Linked DNA regions of Homo sapiens: regions 1 and 3 are each linked to region 2. Evidence: chromatin loops called from intact Hi-C (ENCODE). Cell type or tissue: IMR-90. All regions are shown on one strand. Region 1 overlaps LOC107985511 (a long non-coding RNA gene). Region 2 overlaps MIR99AHG (mir-99a-let-7c cluster host gene). Region 3 has its middle 390 kb from the start of LINC01549.

Region 1 (8,000 bases), 750 kb before region 2:
ATTGAGAGTTTTTAGCATGAAGCATTGTTGAATTTTGTCAAAGGCCTTTTCTGCATCTATTGAGATAATCATGTGGTTTTTGTCATTGGTTCCGTTTATCTGCTGGATCACATTTATTGATTTGCATGTGTTGAACCAGCCTTCCATTCCAGGGATGAAGCCCACTTGATCATGGTGGATAAGCTTCTTGATGTGCTGCTGGATTCGGTTTGCCAGTATTTTATTGAGGATTTTTGCATCAATGTTCATCAGGGATATTGGTCTAAAATTCTATTTTTTTATTGTGTCTCTGCCAGGCTTTGGTATCAGGATGATGCTGGCCTCATAAAATGAGTTAGGGAGGATTTCCTCTTTTTCTATTGATTGCAATAGTTTCAGAAGGAATGGTACTAGCTCCTTCTTGTGCCTCTGGTAGAATTCGGCTGTGAATCCATCTGGTCCTGGACTTTTTTTGGTTGATAAGCTATTAATTATTACCTCAATTTCAGAGCCTGTTATTGGTCTATTCAGAGATTCAACTTCTTCCTGGTTTAGTCTTGAGAGGGTGTATGTTTCCAGGAATTTATCCATTTCTTCCAGATTTTCTAGTTTATTTGCATAGAGGTGTTTATAGTGTTCTCTGATGGTAGTTTGTATTTCTGTGGGATTGGTGGTAAGATCCACTTTATCATTTTTTATTGCGTCTATTTGATTCTTCTCTCTTTTCTTCTTTATTAGTCGTGCTAGCAGTCTAGCAATTTTGTTGATCTTTCCGAAAAACCAGCTCCTGGATTCTTCGATTTTTTGAAGGGTTTTTGTGTCTCTATTTCCTTCAGTTCTGCTCTGATCTTAGTTATTTCTTGCCTTCTGCTAGCTTTTGAATGTGTTTGCTCTTGCTTCTCTAGTTCTTTTAATTGTGATGTTAGGGTGTCAATTTTAGATCTTTCCTGCTTTCTCTTGTGGGCATTTAGTGCTATAAATTTCTCTCTACACACTGCTTTGAATGTGTCCCAGAGATTCTGGTATGTTGTGTCTTTGTTCTTGTTGGTTTTGAAGAACATCTTTATTTCTGCCTTCATTTCGTTGTGTACCCAGTAGTGATTAAGGAGCAGGTTTTTCAGTTTCCATGTAGTTGAGCAGTTTTGAGTGAGTTTCTTAATCCTGAGTTCTAGTTTGATTGCATTGTGGTCTGAGAGGCAGTTTGTTATAATTTCTGTTCTTTTACATTTGCCGAGGAGTTCTTTACTTCCAACTATGTGGTCAATTTTGGAGGATAAGTGCAGTGTGGTGCTGAGAAGAATGTATATTCTGTTGATTTGGGGTGGAGAGTTCTGTACATGTCTATTAGGTCCGCTTGGTGCAGAGCTGAGTTCAATTCCTGGATATCCTTGTTAACTTTCTCTCTTGTTGATCTGTCTAATGTTGACAGTGGGGTGTTAAAGTCTCCCATTATTATTGTGTGGGAGTCTAAGCCTCTTTGTCGGTCTCTAAGGACTTGCTTTATGAATCTGGGTACTCCTGTATTGGGTGCATATATATTTAGGATAGTTAGCTCTTCTTGTTGAATTGATCCCTTTACCGTTATTTAATGGCCTTCTTTGTCTCTTTTGATCTTTGTTGGTTTGATGTCTGTTTTATCAGACTAGGATATGCAACCCCTGCATTTTTTGTTTTCCATTTGCCTGGTAGATCTTCCTCCATCCTTTTATTTTGAGCCTATGTGTGTCTCTGCACATGAGATGGGTTTCCTGAATACAGCACACTGATGGGTCTTGACTCTTTATCCAATTTGCCAGTCTGTGTCTTTCAACTGGGGCATTTAGCCCATTTACATTTAAAGTTAATATTGTTATATGTGAATTTGATCCTGTCATTATGATGTTAGCTGGTTATTTTGCTCATTGGTTGATGCAGTTTCTTCCTAGTCTTGATGGTCTTTAAAATTTGGCATGTTTTTGCAGTGGCTGGTACCGGTTGTTCCTTTCCATGTTTAGTGCTTCCTTCAGGAACTTTTCTTTTAGGGCAGGCCTGGTGGTGACAAAATCTCTCAGCATTTGCTTGTCTGTAAAGGATTTTATTTCCCTTTCACTTATGAAGCTTAGTTTGGCTGGACATGAAATTCCAGTGCTTCCTTCTAAAACTTTTCTTTTAGAGCAGGCCTGGTGGTGACAAAATCTCTCAGCATTTGCTTGTCTGTAAAGGATTTTATTTCTCCTTCACTTATGAAGCTTAGTTTGGCTGGATATGAAATTCTGGGTTGAAAATTCTTTAAGAATGTTGAATATTGGCCCCCACTCTCTTCTGGCTTGTAGAGTTTCTGCTGAGAGATAAGCTGTTAGTCTGATGGGCTTCCCTTTGTGGGTAACCCGACCTTTCTCTCTGGCTGCCCTTAACATTTTTTTCTTCATTTCAAATATGTTGAATCTGACAATTATGTGTCTTGGAGTTGCTCTTCTCAAGAAGTATCTTTGTGGTGTTCACCATATTTCCTGAATTTGAATGTTGGCCACGATGCTAGATTGGGGAAGTTCTCCTGGATAATATCCTGAAGAGTGTTTCCCAACTTGGTTCCATGCTCCCTGTCACTTTCAGGTACACCAATCAGACGTAGATTTGGTCTTTTCACATAGTCCCATATTTCTTGGAGGCTTTGTTCATTTCTTTTTATTCTTTGTTCTCTAAACTTCTCTTCTTGCTTCATTTCATTGATTTGATCTTCCATCACTGATACTCTTTCTTCCAGTTGATTGAATCGGCTACTGAGGCTTGTGCTTGTGTCTTGGTTTTCAGCTCCATCAGGTCCTTTAAGGACTTCTGTGCATTGGTGATTCTAGTTAGCCATTCATCTAATTTTTTTTCAAGGTTTTTAACTTCTTTGCCATGGGTTCAAACTTCCTCCTTTAGCTCAGAGTAGTTTGATCGTCTGAAGCCTTCTTCTCTCAACTCGTCAATGTCATTCTCCGTACAGCTTTGTTCCATTGCTGGTGAGGTGCTGCATTCCTTTGGAGGAGGAGAGGCACTCTGATTTTTAGAGTTTCCAGTTTTTCTACTCTGTTTTTTCCCCATCTTTGTGGTTTTATCTACCTTTGGTCTTTGATAATGGTGATGTACAGATGGGGTTTTGGTGTGGATGTTCTTTCTGTTTGTTAGTTTTCCTTCTAACAGTCATGACCCTCAGTTGCAGGTCTGTTGGAGTTTGCTGGAGGTACACTCCAGACCCTGTTTGCCTGGGTATCAGCAGCAGAGGGTGCAGAACAGTGGATATTGCTGAGCAGCAAATGTTGCTGCCTGATCGTTCCTCTGGCAGTTTTGTCTCAGAGGAGTACCTGGCCGTGTGAGGTGTCAGTCTGCCCCTACTGGGGGATGCCTCCCAGTTAGGCTACTTGGGGGTCAGGGACCCACTTGAGGAGGCAGTCTGTCCATTCTCAGATCTCCAGCTGTGTGCTGGGAGAACCACTACTCTCTTCAAAGCTGTCAGACAGGGACATTAAGGTCTGCAGAGGTTTCTGCTGCCTTTTGTTTGGCTATGCCCTGCCCCCAGAGGTGGAGTCTACAGAGGCAGGCAGGCCTGCTTGAGCTGCGGTGGGCTCCACCCAGTTCGAGCTTTCCAGCCACTTTGTTTACTTACTCAAGCCTCAGCAATGGTGGGCTCCCCTCCCCCAGCCTCACTGCCACCTTGCAGTTTGATCTCAGCCTGCTGTGCTAGCAATGAGTGAGGCTCCATGGGCATAGGACCCTCCAAGCCATGCGTGGGATATAATCTCCTGGTGTGCCATTTGCTAAGACCATTGGAAAGGTGCGGTATTAGGGTGGGAGTGACCTGATTTTCCAGGTGCCATCTGTCACCCCTTTCTTTGACTAGGAAAGGGAATTCTCTGACCCCTTGTGCTTCCCGGGTGAGGTGATGCCTTGCCCTGCTTTGGCTCACACTCAGTGCACTGCTTCCATTGTCCTGCACCCACTGTCTGACACTCCCCAGTGAGATGAACCCAGTACCTCAGTTGGAAATGCAGAAATCACCCATCTTCTGTGTCGCTCACACTGGGAGCTATAGACTGGAGCTATTCCTATTCAGCCATCTTGGCTCCACCCCTGTTGTCACTTTTTAGGGAAAGTATTTGCTGAGCTTCTTATTCTACCATTTTGGAAGTCCCCTTTTCAGAAATATTTAATTGTTGATAGGCATGATTTAGTTTCTACCTAGTTTTTGATCAAGCATCAAGCAGTTGAGATTCTTAGATAATCAAGTGCATTTTACTAATGACTCCATAAATATTATATTCTGATTTTTAGAAACATATCCATATTAGAAAATGTACATGAACAGGGCTAATTTTCTTCATGTATTGGAATGAATGTTTTGTATTTATTTTTGAATTCTTTTCCTATCCAAACTCTACAATTGAAGATAATGGAACAGGAGATAAAATTGAAAGCTTTTGAAATTGTCTAGATAGTAGACTGAATATTTGCGATGTATTTTCTACTCTCTTTTTCTTGATTACATTTTAGTAATATGAAATAAAAACGGTCAGCCATTAACAGCAGAACATATGCAACCTATTTAAACCAAAAGTCTTTCAAGCATCTCAGGAGCAGACCTGAGAAGCTTTTCTAAGTTAAATGTACAATAATCATCTAACAAGAATAATCTGACACTTTATATGTGACCATGATGGCAAATAAAATTGGATTGCTCCCAATTTGATAGCCCATGGAGGGTTGTACAATAATTTTATGCTAATTCTAAAAAACCTATGATTTCTACTTTTAGAAATTCATGATCAAATTTATCTTCTTATCTGTGTGGAGTTTAGGAAAGAAACACATCATGCTAAAGACAACAAAAGCCTGAACAAAGTCCCTCTATTTAGTCAAAATAGAATTTCACAAACAATGGAGTTTAAAATTCAAATGTCTTCAAAGCAGTTGTAATAATAATTGTTTCCACTAAGGTGTGCTAGATCTCCAAATATTATTCATGCTCTCCTTGTCTTACCACACTGCACTGAATTTCACCGTGTTCATTGCCTTCCCCAGGGCTGCCAAGCATTTACCACACAGGAGGTTTTTAAGCTGGAGCAACAATGTGCTGCACACAAATTCAGCTAAAACACAAAAGAAGACAAGAAATCATTTAAAAATGTTAAATGAAAAGAAAAAAATAGTTGCATTGTGAATTGGTGATTTTTATAAACAGACTCAGGTATTGACTTTGATTTTGCAGAAATAATTTGGTTTGTTTGAGAAATTCTAGAAGGTTAACCTAATAGGAGGAAGTTTTTCAGGCAATTTTTCTTCTAATAAAACTCTCTAATGTCCTATTATTATTTATAACTAGTGTTACGAATGTAAGTTATCTTTTGCTTTAATAGCGTATCAGTCTGACGCTATCATTTGTTCATGATGATTTAAATCCCTAGAGGTTCCTGAGATCATCTAGTGAAGTTTGAAAAACAACTAACACAAAAGAGCAGCTCTAAATAGTGTGTCAGGCAGAAGATGGCACAGATTTGGGAGTATAACAAAACCTTTTAGTCTGTAGAAAGAAAAATTAATTCTTATTATTTGCAATACTGAAGTTATTTTTTTAAACAAATCTTAAAGTTATCAACTAGAAATTTAGCTATCTTGGTAAAAGCCTTCTCTATAGCTGGTAATTTAATGATAGACTCTGAAAGATTTGCCAGGAGAATGTGCTAACTTTTCCCAGAAACAAAATCTGGGTTCTTCATAGGGATTTCTATGCACACATCCACCTTAGTTTGAAAGCATTTTTATATATGCAAATAACTTTTTTTGGTCATGTAATTTTACTTAGAATGTGAATGGGAGTTTCTTTTTTTTCTTGATTTTACTGTGATTTCAGTTAAAAAGACAACTTGCACTTTCTCACCTCTAAATGAATATGATTGCTTCAGCAGCTTGTCCACTTAAATAATTTGGTTTCATGATTTTGATTATATTCACTAATCATTGTAATCAATGGCCATCTTAATAGTAATTTTTAAAATGTCAGCACTAAATTTACATTAACCTTAAAGAAAAACCTCAAATATTTTAGTACTTAAATTGTTACCATAATTTATTTTTGTAAACAAAAAGCAGTTTATAGTCAGTTGAACAACTGGAAATCAGTTGATAAGTAACTAGATATAGATTGTTTTAAAAATAAAAAATTTTTTGGATCAAGCTGGAAAGTTTTTACCAAAATCAATATTTTTTCATATATATAGTTGTAGTTTCGTAGTTCATGTTATTATAAAATATTATCTTACTTAGACCAAATTTTATATTTAAAAAGTCTTTTTGGCTACGATACAACTCCTTTTGTTTTGATAAATTTTCAAAGTAATAGTAATGAAAATGCATAATCAAGTAAGTGAATTTTCATATACATGAAAAATTTCATTAGAGTATTGGAAAAATGACATGTTTTATAATTCTATTGCCTTTTCATGTGGTTATTAAATTAGTGAGTTGACAAATGTGAAATGACGTCTGTACTTTTACTGAGATATGTTGTTTAAGTAACAGTAGTGTGACTGGGAGACAATTTAGGACAGTAGAGTTTTTACACTCTTAACCGGGAAAATTTTTTCATTTGTGAGATCATTTGAGTTAATTTATTGTAACTACTGTATCCATAATTTTTGCCTGCTAAAGAATGGCGATTATTATTTCCTAAAACCTTAAATAAGGGCATAAGATTAATTAAACCCATTTTGTTGATCCAGAGGAAGAAGGAAGTATTTTGTATTTCAAAATATAAGTTTAGAGAGATTATTATTTGATGTTATGGAAATATAAAACAAATAGAAATTTTATACCCTGTGTTTAAACTTCAGATTTTTAAAAAGTACTTTCTAAAAACAAAGAGGAATGGATGTTGAATATCACACACAGCTAAAAGCTAATAAGAGAAAATTGTAATCATGCAGGAAGGTATTTAAACCCATTAATTACTTGTTAAAAGGATATAAATGAGAAAATAAAAATCTTCAGCATTTAGAACAGCAGCCATTCCTGCTGAATGGAAAGCACTGTGCAACTTGAAGGTAGATTGACTGGAAACTTTGGGAGGCAAGTAAATGGTGCCTGACTTGCGTTAAGACACAGCATTTCATCTGGTTTAGTTTTAGTTTAGGTTTAGGGCATTAATATGTATCTTTTCTAAAAACAAAGCATGTTTTGAATTTATTTAGAAATTCTACCCGGAATATTTATACCAATTAATACTCTATATTTAACACACACAAAAAATAAAAGGCCCCACTCCATTTCCTCTTTGACAATAAATGGAACTAAGAAGTCTTCCCTAGGAATGCTTTCCCAGAAATATTTAAAATAAATACAATTAAGATAAATTCCGTAGATAATTTTTTTGAGAAACGTGTGCATGTAATGTAGAAAATTTAAGTGTTATTATTTATTTGAGTAAATGGGGTAAGGTACAAGCCCTGTGTAAATTAGAAAACATTGCCCATCTACATCTGAAGAGGAATTTGGCTTGGTTCGATGCCAAGGGTCAAGTAGAGGCACAAATCTCACATGTTGGAGGTCCTGGGAGCCTGACCAGGAGGACTCAACGGAGGACAGATGGAAAAACTACAGACTGATCTTATTTCACAACTTTAGGAGGATCACTCTGAATTTATTTTTCTTTAAGTAGGAGAGAGCTACATTGTACATACGGAAGCTTAAGTTTGGAAAGAGGAAAGCTGAAAAGAGGAAACTTCCAAACTGTTTGTGGACAGGTGGGACAGGGTGGTGGTGAGGTGATGGTGGAGACCAAATCTTGGAAGACCCAGGTGATGCTGTATTATGTGCACAGTGTCATTCCCCTGAAAGCAAGTCAGCTTACAGAGATTCAGGACCAGAGAAAAGATAAATTATAGTAAGAGGTCAGGAAGGTAAAAAATACAGATCCAGGATTTTTTTAAAAAATTAAAAGTGGTCTACAAATTTGATTATATATTTCTTGGTAGTCAAAGAAAGTTATTTTCATCATCTATGGAGAG
Region 2 (8,000 bases):
ATTAGCAAATAAAATTCATCAATATATAAAAAAGAATTATATTAGGTGAGTACATGGTTGGAATTTGCCATTTGTATTGAAATACATTCTTGGCCGGGCTTGGTGGCTCACGCCTGTAATCCCAGTACTTTGGCTGGCCGAGGTGGGCAGATCACGAGGTCTGGAGATCGAGACCATCCTGGCCAACATGGTGAAACCCCGTCTCTACTAAAAAAAAAAAAATACAAAAAATTAGCTGGGCGTGGTGGTGGGCACCTGTAGTCCCAGCTACTTGGGAGGCTGAGGCAGGAGAATGGCGTGAACCTAGGAGGCGGAGTTTGCAGTGAGCCGAGATCGCGCCACCGCACTCCACCCTGGGCGACAGAGCAAGACTCTGTCTCAAAAAAAAAGAAAAAAAAAAAAAAGAAATACATTCTTAAATAAATGTGGTTATGTTATACATCATTTTAATGGGCATTTCTCACTTTATGTTTTTTACTAATGACTTATTACTTGCTGTTTATTTTACATTTATTTTAGACTATGGAAATAACATTAATCAACAAGCAAATTCAAGCAATTTTCTTATTTGAGTTCAAAATGGGTAATACATCAACGACAACAATACATTTGGCCCAGGAACTGCTAATAAGCCTACAGTACAGTCATGTTCAAGAAGTTTTGCACAGGAGACAAGAGCCTTGAAGATGAGGAGCATATTGGCTGGCCATTGGGAGTTAACAATGACCAATTGAGAAGCTGATCCTCTTACAACTATATGAGAAGTTGCCAAAGAACTCGACGTCGACCATTCTATGGTCTTTTGGCATTTGAAGCAAATTGGAAAGGTGAAAATCTCGATAAGTGGGTGTCTCATGAGCTGAGTGAAAATCAAAGAAATCGTCGTTTTGGAGTGTCATCTTCACTTATTTTACACAACATCAATGAGCCATTTCTTGATCAGATTGTGACGTGTGACGAAAAGTGGATTTTATACAACAACCTGTGATGACCAGCTCAGGGTTGGACTGAGAAGAAGCTCCAAAGCAATTCCCCAAGCCAAACTTGCACCCAAAATAGGTCATGGTCACTGTTTGGTGGTCTGCTGCCGGTCTGATCCACTACAGCTTTCTGATTCCTGGTGAAACCATTATAGCTGAGAAGTTTGCTCAGCAAATCGATAGGATGCACTGAAAACTGTAATCCCTGCAGCTGGCATTAGTCAACAGAAAGGGCCGAGTTATTCTCCACAATAATGCCTGACTGCATGTTGCACAACCAACGCTTCAAAAGTTGAACTAATTGGGCTATGAAGTTTTGCCTTATCCACCATATTCACCTGACCTCTCACCAACCGACTACCACTTCTTCAAGCATCTTGACAACTTTTTGCAGGGAAAACGCTTCCACAACCAGCAGGATGCAGAAAGTGCTTTCCAAAAGTTCCTCGAATCTCAAAGCACGGATTTTTATGCTACAGGAGTAAACAAACTTATTTCTTGTTGGCAAAATTGTGTTGATTGTAATGGTTCTTACTTTGATTAATACAGATGTGTTTGAGCCTAGTTTTAATGATTCAAAATTCATGGTCCAAAATGGCAAGCACTTTTGCACCAACCTAGTACACAGTGACCTGGTGAGGTATATTCTAGGGATGCAAAGCCAGTTTAATATTCAAATATCAATCAGTACAATTCACCACATCAACAGGCTAAAAAAGAAACATCACATAATAATATCAATCAAAGCAAAAATTAAAAAAAAGCGCTTGACAAAATTCAGCACCCATTCATGACTAAAAATTCTCAGACCACTAGGAACACAGGTGAACTTTCTCAACTCGATAAAGATCTTTTACAAAAAAAATCCTATAATTAACATTATACTTAATGGTAAAAAACTAAATGCTTTCTCCCTAAGATCAGCAATAAGCCAAGAAGATAAAAACACAATATTATCTAGAATTGCTAAAAAAATGAACTGGTTAGGTGTAGATAAAAGAACATGTACAGGACTTGTGTGATGAAAACTGCAAAATGCTGATAAGAAACCTAAGAGATCTGGAGAGAGATATTGTTATGTTCATGGATTGCAAGTCTCAACAAAGATGTTAGTTCTCTCCAAATTGATATACACGTTTAATTCAATTCTGACCAAAACCCCAGCAAGATTTATTATAGATATAGATAAAAGTATTCCAAATGTATTTGGAAATGTAATGGAACTAGAATAACTGAAACAATTTTGGGAAAAAATATATAGCAGCAGGAATTAGTCTATTTGATGTAAAGACTGATTTTTAACTAGTATAATATACTAACATTAGACCTAATAATATATGTAAAATAAATTAGTAATAATAAAAATAGTAGTAGGTTACTGTGTGACTCTAATCAAGACTGTGTGGCAGTATTGGCAGAGAGACAGACACACCAATCAACGGAATAGAACAGGGAACCTAGAACGAGGCTCGTATATACATGCCCAAGAAACAACTGATTTTTGACAAAGATACAAAACCATTTTTTTTTTTTTTGATACGGAGTCTTGCTCTGTCACCCAGGCTGGAGTGCAATGGCACGATCTTGGTTCACTGCAACCTCCACTTCCCAAGTTCAAGCTATTCTCCTGCCTCAGCCTCCCGAGTAGCTGAGATTACAGGCGTGTGCCACCATGCCTGGCTAACTTTTTGTATTTTTAGTAGAGACGGGGTTTTGCCATGTTGGCCTGGCTGGTCTCGAACTCCTGGCCTCAAATGATCCACCCGCCTCGGCCTCCCAAAGTACTGGGATTACAGCCATGACTGACCCAAAACCAATTCAATAGAAAAAAGATAGTCATTTCAGCAAATGGTGTCACAGCAATTGGACAGCCACAGGAGAGACAGAGAGAGAGAGAGGAAGAGAGAGAGACAAATAAAGAGAGGAGGGGAGTGAAGGGGAAGAGAGGGAGAATTTTGATCTACATAACACATCTTACATACAAATTAACTCAAAATGGATCACAGGCCTAAATGTAAAACATTGAACTATAAAACTTTTAGAAAATAACAAAACAAGATCTTTAGGACCTGGAACTAGGCAAAGAGTTACTGGAATTCATAACAAAATCACTATACATAAAGAAAAATTGGTAAGTTGATTCATCAAAATTAAACACTTTTGCTCCATAAAATACTCTGAAGGAAACCAGAGATGTCACCCCAAAATGTGCCTCTGTGACACAAATATTGTTGAGCTAAAGGCAATCACGAAACAGCCAACAAAGGAAGAGCTCTGTCTATCCTCACCCTTTTCCATGTAAGGAGAAGGTATAAATCCTTTCTGGAAACAACTCTTATCAGCTGAGAGATGGCACCAGAGGAATCTACAAACAAATCTTACTCCATTAGTTTTTTTCTATATATTTAACTTCCCACAGCTTCCTGCCTCTGGAAGCCTAAAACTGCTTTTCTTTGTCATGTCATTTCTCTAAAATACATTGTTGTTTGTCGAAGATTCTATATAAACCAGATTTCTAAGCCACTCCCTTGTGTTACCTTTCATTGAAGTTTCTCCCGAGTGATAGGCACTGTGCATATTAATAAACTTGATTGTTTTTCTCTTGTTTGTCTTTTGCTACTGAAGTCTGTTTGAACTATGAATTTATGAGCGTCGAGGAGAAATTACACTTCCTACCCAACAATTCCATTAAGAGAATGAAAAGACAAGCCACAGATTGGAAGAATATCTTTTCAAACCATCTATCTGAAAAAGGACCAGTATCTAGAAAACATAAAGACTTCTCACAACTCAACAGTCAAAAAATCAAACAGTCTAAATGGCAAATGGGCAAAACATATAAGACACATTCTACCCAAGAGGCTATATGGATGACAAACAAGCACATTAGGGAAATGCAAATTAAAACCACAATGAGATATCACCACATACCTGTTAGAAGGTCTAACATAAACAAACAAAACAGTAGTGGCAACACCAAATGTAGGTGAGTATATTGGATCATTCATATATTACTAACAAAAGCGTAAAATGATACAGCCACTCTGGGGATTGTTTGCCAAATTATTTTAAAAATGAAACAAACACTTAACATATGGTCCAGCAATTTGACTCATGGGAATGTATTCCCCCAAAATAAAAATTTCTATTTACATGAAAAATCTATACATGAAGCTTTATTCACAATAGCCCCAAACTGGAAACCACCTTGATGTATTTCAGCTGATGAGTGGTTAAAATGTAGTATATTCATACCCTGGAATACTACTCAATAAGAAGCAAACTATTGATAAACTCAGCAATGTGGTTGATTTCAAGAGAATTATGCTGAGTGAAAAAGGCCAATCCCCAAAGATCACATTCTGTGATTACATTTTCATACTCCTGAAATGTTAAAATTATAGAAATGGAAAACAGGTAAGTTGCTAAGGAGTGAAGGCAGAGATGGGATTGAGAGAGAAGCAGGTGTATCTATAGAAGGGCAACACAAGGGATTCTAATAGTAATGGAAACATTCTGTATCTTGTCTATATCAATGTTAACATCTGGGCTATAATATTGTTTTCAGTTGTACTGTTTTGTACAACTGTTTCGTTGTTTTCCAATTGTACTACAGTTTTCAAGATTTTAGCACTGGAGAAACTGGATAAAGATTAACCTAACTCTGTTTTATTTCTTACAACTGCATAAGTCTACAGTTATCCCAAAATGAACAGTTAATTTTTTGTAAAATGACAGATACACGAAGGTAACTGCTCTTACTGGTTATTTGCTCCCACCTTGTGTTACTGTAAAGAAAAACTCTAATGAAAAAATCTGAAGGTACTCCTTGGTTTATTTGAACTTGAAATTCCAGAGCTGATACTCAATAAACAGTGATGTAATCAGCTGGGAAAATTAACTTAGGGGAATGTTCTAAATCTGGAGACAGCAAACTTCTCTATGAAGGGCTAGATAATACATGTTTTACATGCTGCATGTCATATGATCTCTGTCGCAACTGCTTAATTCTGCTGTTACAGCATAAAAACAGTCATAGAAAATACATAAATGAAAGTGTGATGGTGTTCCAATAAAACTTTATTTATGGACAACAACATTTTATCAATTTTCACATCATAAAATATGACTTTCTAAACATTTTTCTAACACGTATCATTGTAAAAACCATTCTTAATGTGTAGATTGTACAAAAACAGACCTTGAATTTGGCCCATGGGTTGTAGTTTGCAGAAAGCTGAGATAAATTGACATTTTTTTGACTCTTCTATGGTCTCATGATTCAGTTTTGCTTACTTTTTCTTTTCTTCTTGAATATCTACATTTTCATAGCTGCTAACTGCTCCCATTTAGGAATTCCCCCTCAATGTTCTTCCATCTGTGTTTTTCTTTATCATGTTGTTAAAAGATAAAACAGAAGTTTTACTGTGAAAATGTAGAGCTTGGAAAAAAGTAGAAAATTGGATAAAGTTAGGTCTTTGAAATCACATTTGCTTCAATTTCTTCATAATTTTAGTAAAAAAATAATGTTTCCTTTTGACAAGACCGCTTTGATGATTCATGCCTTGAGAATCAATAGAGGAGAAAATTGCATGAGGCAAACTAGTTGAAAAATTCAGATTTATTTAGACCAAGAAGTTGGGAAAAAATAGATTAATAAAAAAGGCTATAAGAAGCAGGGCATAGTGGCTCACACCTGTAATCCCAGTACTTTGGGAGGCTGAGGCAGGTAGATCACTTGAGGTTGGGAGTTCGAGACCAGCCTGGCCTACATGGTGAAACCTCGTCTCTACTAAAAATACAAAAATTAGCTGAGCATGGTGATGGGCACCTGCAATTCCAGGTACTCAGGAGGCTGAGGCGGGAGACTCGCTTGAGCCCAGGAGGCGGAGGTTGAAGTGACCTGAGACGGTGCCACTGCACTCCAGCCTAGGCAACAGAAAAAAATAAAAAAGCCTATAAGAAACACTGTGGTATGGTGTGCTGTGGTTGTAGGTGGCACTTGACAGGGATGGATGGAGGGGCAGAGATGGCATGCAAAGCAGGAGGGTAAAGTAGTTGATGACAATAATAAGGATATTGAAATTAATTTGTCAGAAAGAAAGAAAACCATGTCGATCACAAAGAGAAATTTAAAAGCAAGGCCTAAATGCAGGTAATGATAGTAGGTAATAATGTATATTTTGAGGTAATAATGTATATATGCTGAGGATAATGGCTTCATCCATGCCCCTGCAAAGGACATGATCTCATTCCTTTTGATGGCTGCATAGTGGAATGATGAATTTTAAATAAACATAAGTTCTTAAAACACCAACCAAAAAGTGAAATGAGGTTTTATCATTACTGACATGAGTCAATATGTATTAACACACTTAAAAGTTATAGTTAAAACATTTTAGTTAATAAACACAAATAGGGCCAGGCGTGGTGGCTCACACCTGTAATCCCAGCACCTTGGGAGGCCGAGACAGGCGGATCACGAGGTCAGGAGATCGAGACCATCCTGGCTAACACGGTGAAACCCCGTCTCTACTAAAAATACAAAAAATTAGCTGGGCGTGGTGGCGGGCACCTGTAGTCCCAGCTACCTGGGAGGCTGAGGCAGGAGAATGGCGTGAACCCAGGAGGCGGAGCTTGCAGTGAGCGGAGATCATGCCACTGCACTTCAGCCTGGGCGACAGAGCAAGACTCCATCTCAAAAAACACACACACACACACACACACACACACACACACACACACAAATAGAAAAATAATAATAGTTTTAAGCACCTCTAAAGTACAGATATTGTGCCAAGCAATTTATGTGAATTGATTCGATTGATAACTCTAAAAATAGTTTCCCTAATCAACTTACACAAGTATGAAGTTCATAAAGTACGGTTATCTTTGCTAGTATAATGCTACCCATCACGCATTGGGGAAGAGTTCTGTGTTTAAGTGTGTGGTAAAACTGGTGTTTTAAGTGGTTTAGGGTTTTAACCCTTACTTTTGTAATAAATATAAAAATTGTACATTTAATTTTTAATTTTCCAAAACAGAGAAACTGAATAATATGTAATTTTTAATATAAGGGCTTTTTCTAAGTAATTTTGTATAATGCCTCTTCTGCTGCTTTTAGATATTTTGTCTTCTCAGATCTAGAGATTTGGCCTTCAGGTCTTCATTCAATCTTTGTCTGGCAGATTCAGTGGGGTTTTGACTGGTCTAAGAATTTGGGTTTCCACAGTCATCCCTCTGGGACCATATAAACCAGATTACAATGGCCTGAAATAAATTGATTTGAAATTTTTAAAAAAAATTAGCCAATAAATTTTAAATATATGTCATAAATCCTTTCTTTCTATGAAATTTTAAAGAGGTCCTAGTGCTGTATTGAGTTAAAAATGATAAATCACGTCAAGTTTAAAATGAATAAATTTGGGTAGTCAAAGATGTTGCAGACCAGTAAAACTATTAGTTGTTTTATTAATTGGACTTCGTTTAAGAAGACATTTACGGTAACCATTCACAATATTTCATTTTCTGGTTTACATGCCAAGTGAGGTTTGCATGTTAAGTATAGCAGTCTAGGAAGTCTGGCATCTTTCTTGACCACTTAGGAGTTATATTTTATGTATTAACTAATTTCAGATTTAAAGGAAAGGATGGGCTATAAGAACAACCATTTAGCAAATGAAAGGTTTTATTCAGACTTAAATAACAAAATCATAAATATTCAAGACATTTCTTTCTATTTAATGGGAGGCATCATCAGGGCTTTCTTGATTCAATATCAAATGTACATATGACATCATCAATTGCATCACCTCAAGTAAGTGGAAAAGCCTTTGGAAAGAAGTGAAGCTTGAGCCAGAGCTGCCCAGTGAAGAGCCAATCCCATATTTGAACCATTAATTGGGAGTACTGCTGGGTAGGGCATGACCCCCAGAACTGAAAATACCTGTTCATTATTCCCTTATTGCAACTGGATTATTTGATAAGTATGTTTCTCCACAGTCAAATGAATATGCTCAA
Region 3 (8,000 bases), 520 kb before region 2:
GGGAAACAATTGGTAGATTGGTAAGGTGACAAGGAAAAAGAAAGGATGAAGGGAGAGAGGTAAGGAACAATCTGCATAGCACAGAGAAGACCTGAAGGAAGAGAGAAAAGTTAAGATGTATGGCATAAGTGGGAGAAAAAAGTGATTTAAACTCTTTCACAATCTTGACATCTCTACATCCCAGAAGATTTAGAATAGAAAAGCAACCGTGGGAACTTCTGAGTTAAGCAATTTCTTTCCTGAAAGAATTTACCAATCTTGCAAATCAGAAGATCAGGATTGTTTGAAATCATCATTATTATTATTTTTGGCAATGTGGGATCCTACTACGAGTTGTTTATGTTTTATAAATACTATTTCCAATCTGACAGGTTTTGACTACTTCTATTTAGTCAAAACTACATTGTTAAAACATTGTGAACCTCTATAAGGGATTCGAAATAAAATTATTTGTCATTTCAATGAGGATTTTAGTACTGGTTGTGCATTATTAAATATGCAACGTTAACATCTGAATTTAAACTTCTGAATTAAGACTAATGCTTTGTTTCAAAGCAATGTAATAATGCAACATTCATACTCTCCTGGCTGGAAATTGGTAAAATATTAATACACTTAGTAAATTTTACCTTTGAAAAGCCATTCCTTTTACTATGGCTTAGATATGGTTTGTTTGTTCCTTCCAAATCTCTTTTTGAAATTTGATCCCCAATGGGATACAATTTGGAGGTGGGGCCTAATGGGAGGTGTTTGTATCATACAGCCAGATCCCTTATGAATAGATTAATGTGTTCCCACAGGGCTAAGTGAGTTCTTTCTCTATTAGTTCTCTTGCGAATTGGTTGATAGAAAGAACCAGCACCTCCTTCCTTCTCTTCTTTCCTCCCTTGTCACATGATCTTTACACCCTTCACCTTCCATTATGACTAGAAGCAGCTCGAGGCCCCCACCAGATGCTGTGGCCCAGTACTTAACCTTCCAGCCATCCAGAATTGCGAGCCAAATAAACTTTTCATCTTTATAAATTACCCAGCCTCAAGTATTCCTTTATAGCAACAAAAAATGGAATAAGATGCCTTTCTTTACAGCATTGCTAATTCGATGGGAACAAAAAATTGGGTAAGAAAAAGTTTTAAATACTAAGACAATTTTCATCAAAAGCCACAAAGCACTTTAAAAGTACCCACTGCACTAAGAACACCCATTATACTAATTAGAGATTATTTAAATTTATTTTTCAAATAGTTATGTAAGGGTCTTACTGGGTCCTCTGTTAGCCCAATTGAATTAGTGAATATATAAAAATAGGCAATATTTGCTACCCTTTGAGTAGGTCATTGTGGCAAGTACTGTTAGTTGCTTATCCAATATATACTTTCCTCTTCTTATGTGAACAAATCCTGGATTTTATATGATGCAACAATATCTTCAGGTGTATATTCTCTTTTCCAGCTTCCTTTGCAGCTAGGTTTGACCATGTGACATTTATAGTTCTAATGGTTTGAATGGTTATATGTAACCAATAAAATCAAAGTGAATGTTTCCTAGGGATTCTGGGAAAGCTTTATCTTTCTTGATGAAAGGACAGAGTGTCTAGTACTGCTTTTCACATTTCTTCTACATTATAATATTGATGCAATATCTGAAGTTGTAGCATGAACTGGAGCTTGCAACCATGCAGTAACAAACATGAAGATGAAAGTCAGCACTGTTATAATGGTGGAGTGAGAGAATGGAAAGATATGAGGTCCTGATGGCATCTCAGAACAGTCAAACTAATGCTAGAAAATGCCAATCTTTTGACTTCTCGTTTTTTGAGAAAAAATAATTCTGTTTGGCCGGGTGCAGTGGCTTACAATGTAATCCCAGCATTTTGGGAGGCTGAGGTGGGTGGATCATGAGGTCAGGAGATGGAGACCATCCTGGCTAACACGGTGAAACCCTGTCTCTACTAAAAATACAAAAAATTAGCCGGGTATGGTGGCGGGTGCCTGTAGTCCCAGCTACTTGGGAGGCTGAGGCAGGAGAATGGCGTGAACCCAGGAGGTGGAGCTTGCAGTGAGCCGAGATCTCGCCACTGCACTCCAGCCTGGGCGACAGAGGGAGACTCTTCTCAAGAAAAAACAAAAAAACAAAAAAAAAAAAAGAAAAAGAAAAATTAATTCTGTTTGTTAAAATCACTCTTAGGCATTTTGTCACTTGTAGTCAAAATCCACCCATAAGTGGAAAAATAACGAAAAATGAGGAAAGAAAAGGCAAAACAGTAAAAGAAAAGATAGAAAAGATATGACTGTGAGACAGAAAAGTAGCAGGAGGTTCTCTTGAAAGAAAAATAAAGGGTAAATTTAAAAAGAAATTTAATAGTCAACTTGAAAATGAATACAATTTTTATTCTTAACCATCTGCATTCATCTGTGTGCCATAATTTATTCAAATGTTTTTAAATGCCTGTGAAATAACAGTTAACACTGTTTTATAAAGATGTGGTCATTTAATTTTGGGAAGAAGGTGGTGAAGCTTGGAGGAGTAAACACAATCTGAATTAGTGAATGTGAATTTCCACGGGATAGGTCTGTTCACTCTGTGGACATTCTCTTCTGGGTTTTCTGAGACAAAACACATTTTTTTTCCAACTTGTCAAAGTGGATTGTAAGCATAAAAAGAAAAATAATTAAATTGTATTTATTTGTTGATGGACATTAGTTTTTATGCTTACAACATTTATAATTTTTTTAAATGGCAAGATACATATTCATGTTTGAAAAGGCATGAACATCATCAATCTTGTCAATTTCTTTCAGAAAAAATAAATTTTCTTCTAATACTTTCTTCCCCATACATCCCTCTCCTTCACCACCCAGAGAAACGTACTCTGAAAACTCTTTCACTTGATCATAGCCAAAAAGGCTAAGTAATTGAAAACTCTTGCAATGAATATATATATAATATTAATTTATTGCCAAAACACAGATATTTATCTTTTTAAATGTACTCATCCTCTCACTACTCAGAGGAATTCACTATTAATATTTTACTTACAGTTCTTTCAATTGTGTATCTATTTGACTGTTCTCATCCTCACCAAATTGTATCCTACAGATATGTCATAGGGTTTATTATAACTTTGAATCGTGATTATGTGCTTAGAGAAGTATATTTCCACAGACTAAGTGGCGTTTTTTTGGGAAACATTGTATTGAAGAGCCCATCACACCCCAGCAAATAAGTAGAAGGGAGAGGGAGATATATAGGGATGAATGTTAAATGCAGAAGCCATGAATAATTGAAAGTTGCTGATAGTAAACAAGGTTAGAAGTCACTAATCTAGAATAGGGCTTGCAAACTGATAGCTTTTTGGCCACATCTGGCCTGCAGATGTTTTTAGTTTGGTTCACAGAACGTTATATTTAAAAATGGAGTTAGGGGCCAACATTGATAAATGGATAGATTTCAATACAAAACCTGAACTGACATTTTGGAGAATCCAGAAGAATTGGCAAATCAAGGACCACAGTCCTACTTGGAAAATATTGGCTGGAGCCAGCAGTGGATACTCAGTGACATGGGTTATGTGTTCTCTGGTCTCTTCACTGCTTCACATCCAATCTGGGTTTGAATTTACAAACACTAGAGGGCAGTCTAAATGGTGATTTCTTCATAATTTATTAATGATTGTTTTTTGAAAGCATACCTCTCACTGAACCCACAACTACATAGGACAGAGCAGGGATCACAGTTTTTCTTCTTTTTGATCTTCTTGACTTGTTGACTTATATTACAGATTCTCTTAATTACTTGATGATTGGCTATAATCTTTGATAGATAGAAAATTTTAGTTTAAAATATTTTAGCATAGAATGTGGTAAATTGAAAATGTATTTTAAAATATCATATTTCCTAAAGAATAACGTAACAGCAGTAGTAAGTTACAGCTTCCATCAAGTTTTCATATGCATTAATTGAACCACTGAGAGGCCATTGGTTTGATTTCAGAAATGAAAAATGAAACGATTTTCATTTAAACAAAAACTCCAGTGTTTTATATTCAACCTGCCAGAAGAACAGGTCTTTCTTTCACACTAGTCCTATATGGATGGTAGGGGTAAAGAGGAAGACAGAAGTGCTATTAAATTCGTAATTTGTAAGCAATATAGCAGTGGTGACCTTTGTATCAAATGCTACATCTAGTTCTTTTGAGATGAAGATCATATTCCTGAGTAAATAAAACTATTCATCAGAATGAACTATAGAGTTTAAGTACTGCTTTATAACATCCAAACAAAGGAGGAATACAGGATATAAGACAAAGAATGCCCTATGGAGCCTTAGAAATTAAAAAACAATCTCATAGGAATAACGGTTTTTAAAATCCACATATGGATAATGATTTGGAATAGTTGGAAACTTTCTCATGTCTTATGGCCCTCTCGGTACCTTCTAAAGTTTCATGCCCTCATAGTGGAGAAAGAGAGAACTAAGGGCAAAAGGGATTTCCTTTGCATTCAAATCACCCATTTTAAATGCATACAATATGTTTTCCATTTCCCATTTTGTGAAATCTGCTTTTTTCAGCTGTCTTTTTCTTTTAAGGAGAAAACTAAAGGGGCTCTCTTTGGGACCACTGACCTTGACTTATCAGTTATCTAGGTTTCTGCTGAGTACCATTTGTTTCTCACTCATACCAGATAAAGCATTAGAGTTTAATGGGGACAGGAAGATACGGGTTGAGGGGGGGCAGGAGATAAGAGAGCTCGCAAGAGCCATTTTTAGGTGGTAGAATGGAGCTGGATGTTATGTCTTCTTGGGACAACATGTCACTCAGAAATGACACGTTGCTTCCTTCTTACGTGCTAACAGAGGTTTGAATCTAAAGGCCAGGCCTTCAGGAATTCGTTGATTTATCCAAGGCACTTTGCCAAATGTAATGGCTTTCACCCAATCAACCTTAGCAGGTCTGTATTCCTCAAGCACAAGTTATTGTAAAGAAGCAAAACAGACAATGCAGCCTAACAGTCAAGGATTTTAAACAAAATACCTAAAAATATTTGTTAAAATATAGTGGGGAATTTATTATTTTCAAATTAGTTTTATATAGATATATATCTTAGAGGAAAATATCATAAGCAAGATTTCAAGAAATACACTTTGTAGGTATGGATTGATTTCTTTATGCTTTTTCCAGCATTTTAAGTTAATATTAATTTCCTCTCCACAAAGTTTATTTCCAAAGCTAAATGATTACAGTTTTAAGTCACCCTCAACTTTTGTTGTTTAGAAGACTTTAGCTTCATACAATCAGGCATCTTCACCAACATATGGACAACCGAAAGCAAGCTGAGTACTTTTTCAAGCAAAAACATAACGAGGAAAGAGGTCACAATTAGTCTCTCAGCCCACACCATTTTAATAAGCCAGCTACACCGTTTGGATATTTAAGCGATACATTTGTTATTCAGTTAGCTTTATGAGACAGACAAGACTTTAACTTCTTCATCAGTAAACCCTAGCTATGTCTATCCTCCTGCCCTGTGGTAAGATTCCAAACGTCAACAATAATTGTTTCTTAAAAAAATCAGGACAAAATCAGGACATAAAATCATCAGATGAGATCATAGATGTAGTCTCTCATTCCAGCTTCACTGATAGTTATGAGATACCAGTTGGAATAGAGGAGAGGTTGAGGAGTGGGGAACAGGAGAGAGAGAGAGAGAGAGAGAGAGAGATTTACTGGAAGGGAATTGATAATCAAGTCCACCACTAGGGTTTGAAGTCCTCCAGGTAAATATTTTTGGGAGGCACCTGTCTAGATAATGATTTGGAATGGTTGACAACTTTCTTATGTCTTATGGCCCTCTCTGTGGAGGGCCATAAGTTTCATGCCCTCATAGTGGAGAAAGAGAGAACTAAGGGCAATTTGATTACAAATTTATTAAAAAATGTATGGTTCCACATGAAGAATAGTGATTTGTTAATGATGATTTAAAATAGAAGTAGGGAAGGGTACTTATTTTTTAAAAATATTGTTCCTTCAGTGCACATGAAGTTTTGTTACAGGGTTGAGGCACTAACTCTTTAGCTTCAGGTCTAGGATCCATCTCTTCCTGTTCTTCATTGTCAAATGCATCATTCTTGAATAACCTCATTTCTTCCTCCATGAGGAAAAGAAAGCAATGCTGATGTAGAGAGGACAGAGATCAGTCTGTTCTGAAGAACTTAAAGACTTAATTAACCTGACCTCAAATACATACCGTTATTGTCATGAATTAATCAAAAAGAAATTTTAAGCACTGTTGAAAGAGATTAACATTGACCAAGGTTTATGTCCGTTCATCAGCCCTTTAACATTAGAGCTTTATTATCAAGACTACTTTTCTTAAGTCCATGCAAACCAGGCCCCTTCCCTGGTCTGAGATTAACAAAGTTTTATGCCTTTGTGTGTCATTTTCACATTTTCTAAGCCCTTCTCCCATATCTGAGAATTCAGTGCATTTTATGTGAAGCATCTGAGTCTGAACTGAGCCCCAGTTCTCTTCCGGGGGGACACTTTTCAATATTCTACTCAGTGGGTGAGGTTGACCAGATGTCACAAGGAGCTCTGAGCTCTGTTCCTATGGAGTTGTCCCTGATCCCCATTCCAGGTCCTAGTTCCAGGAGCCCAGACTGGCAAGAAGATCATGCTCACTGGCCAGAGTGATGGGTTTTTTGTTGGTGGTGGTGGTGGTCTATTTGTTTGCATGGTTGCATAAGACTGGACAGCTGTGTTAGTGTTTACACACTGAATTTGAGTGACCCTCATGCACATTGTGGACTGCAGGAAGACTTTAAGGCTGTGGGCCGCCCATGCTCATTACCACCCCTTAGGCTTAAGCAACAGTGTGGGCTAACACAATGGCTCACGAACATATCTGTTCCGACAATAGTGCGGTCTCCAGTCTCTCGCACTCATACACAGAGGTAACAAGCAGGCATCATTTACTCTGTGCAGACCGACCACTGACATTCACAGCGGTTACCCCAATCCTTCTGAGCCTCCATGCTGCATGTCAGGTAATCCTCCAGAAATGGCCTCAGCTCCTGTCTCCTTCTACGTCCTCTGAGGACTTTAAGACTATTTTCTCCTTAACACTAATGCTTCACTGATGTCATACTCTCCTGGGTTGGTCTTAACACATGGTTGACAACGGACAGATATTCTTTGTACAAAATGAGGTCATTCTTATCACCCCACATAGAGACTTGTCTATCCTTTCTGCTTTTGGCAATATGTAGAAGTGAGCGGGTGAAAATATGTTGATATGTGACTGCAATATTGAATTCCAAATGGCAAATATAACATGACCAGAAAGCAAATTACCATTTAGTTTCTTGCATCCTCTGGGTAAGACTTGCACTTATGGTCATCATCAACAAAGCATAGTAGAACTTTTGAGAGAGACAATGAGTGCGGATATTTATCGGCAGCATGATGGATGATATAGCACCATGAGTAATGATATAATCAGCAGTAAGTAAGTAGTTTAAGCATGTTCTTACTTATCAGTGGGAGCTAAACATTGAGTACACATGGACACAGAGAAGGGAACAACAAACAACGGAGCCTACTTCAGGGTAAAGTGTAGGAGGGGGGTGAGGACCAAAAAACTACCTATCAGGCACTACGTCTATTAGCTAGGTAGTGAAATAATCTGTGCACCAAACCTCCGTGACATACAATTTGCCTATATAAAAAACCTGCACATGTACCCCTAAACCCTAAAATAAAAGTTAAAGACAAATAATAAAAAATAAAAGTAACGTAAAGATATTGCTTCAGTACAAACAGGTTCCAAAGAACAGTAACATCATGAGTAATAATAGCATTAACAGTTAATGTGTTAAAGGGATTAGCAAGCTCTGTCCCCTCTACATCAAGTGACCACAGCTACTGCTACTCAGTGAAGATTTCTCACCAGTATTGAAACATAACAAGGGACAAAAGTCCTCCCAGAAGCTGATATCTC

The links. Peaks named below come from ENCODE experiments on the same cell type or tissue, not always from the same donor. Only the 100,000 strongest peaks of a DNase experiment are listed, where the experiment ranks them.
Region 1: a loop joins it to region 2, with 6 times the contacts of the local background. A loop is called at or near these places in 1 of 110 quality-filtered maps.
Region 3: it touches region 2 in a loop (5-fold over the local background); 1 of 110 quality-filtered maps calls a loop at or near these places.

The regions. Positions count from the first base shown.
Region 1 is chr21:17,267,379-17,275,378 of GRCh38, reverse strand. It overlaps LOC107985511 (a long non-coding RNA gene), which reads right to left. Exons shown (of 4, transcript XR_001754975.1): 4 at 4,218-5,087. Among named protein-coding and RNA genes, the nearest start is that of LINC01549, 170 kb to the left of the region's middle. In IMR-90, a CTCF peak has its summit at 4,948; no DNase peak of the experiment used is centred here.
Region 2 is chr21:16,519,628-16,527,627 of GRCh38, reverse strand. The region is part of intron 6 of MIR99AHG (mir-99a-let-7c cluster host gene); the gene reads right to left. Among named protein-coding and RNA genes, the nearest start is that of MIR99A, 15 kb to the left of the region's middle. In IMR-90, no CTCF peak of the experiment used is centred here; a DNase peak (open chromatin) is centred at 4,897.
Region 3 is chr21:17,041,058-17,049,057 of GRCh38, reverse strand. No RefSeq gene overlaps it. Among named protein-coding and RNA genes, the nearest start is that of LINC01549, 390 kb to the left of the region's middle. In IMR-90, a CTCF peak has its summit at 3,639 (motif pointing right); no DNase peak of the experiment used is centred here.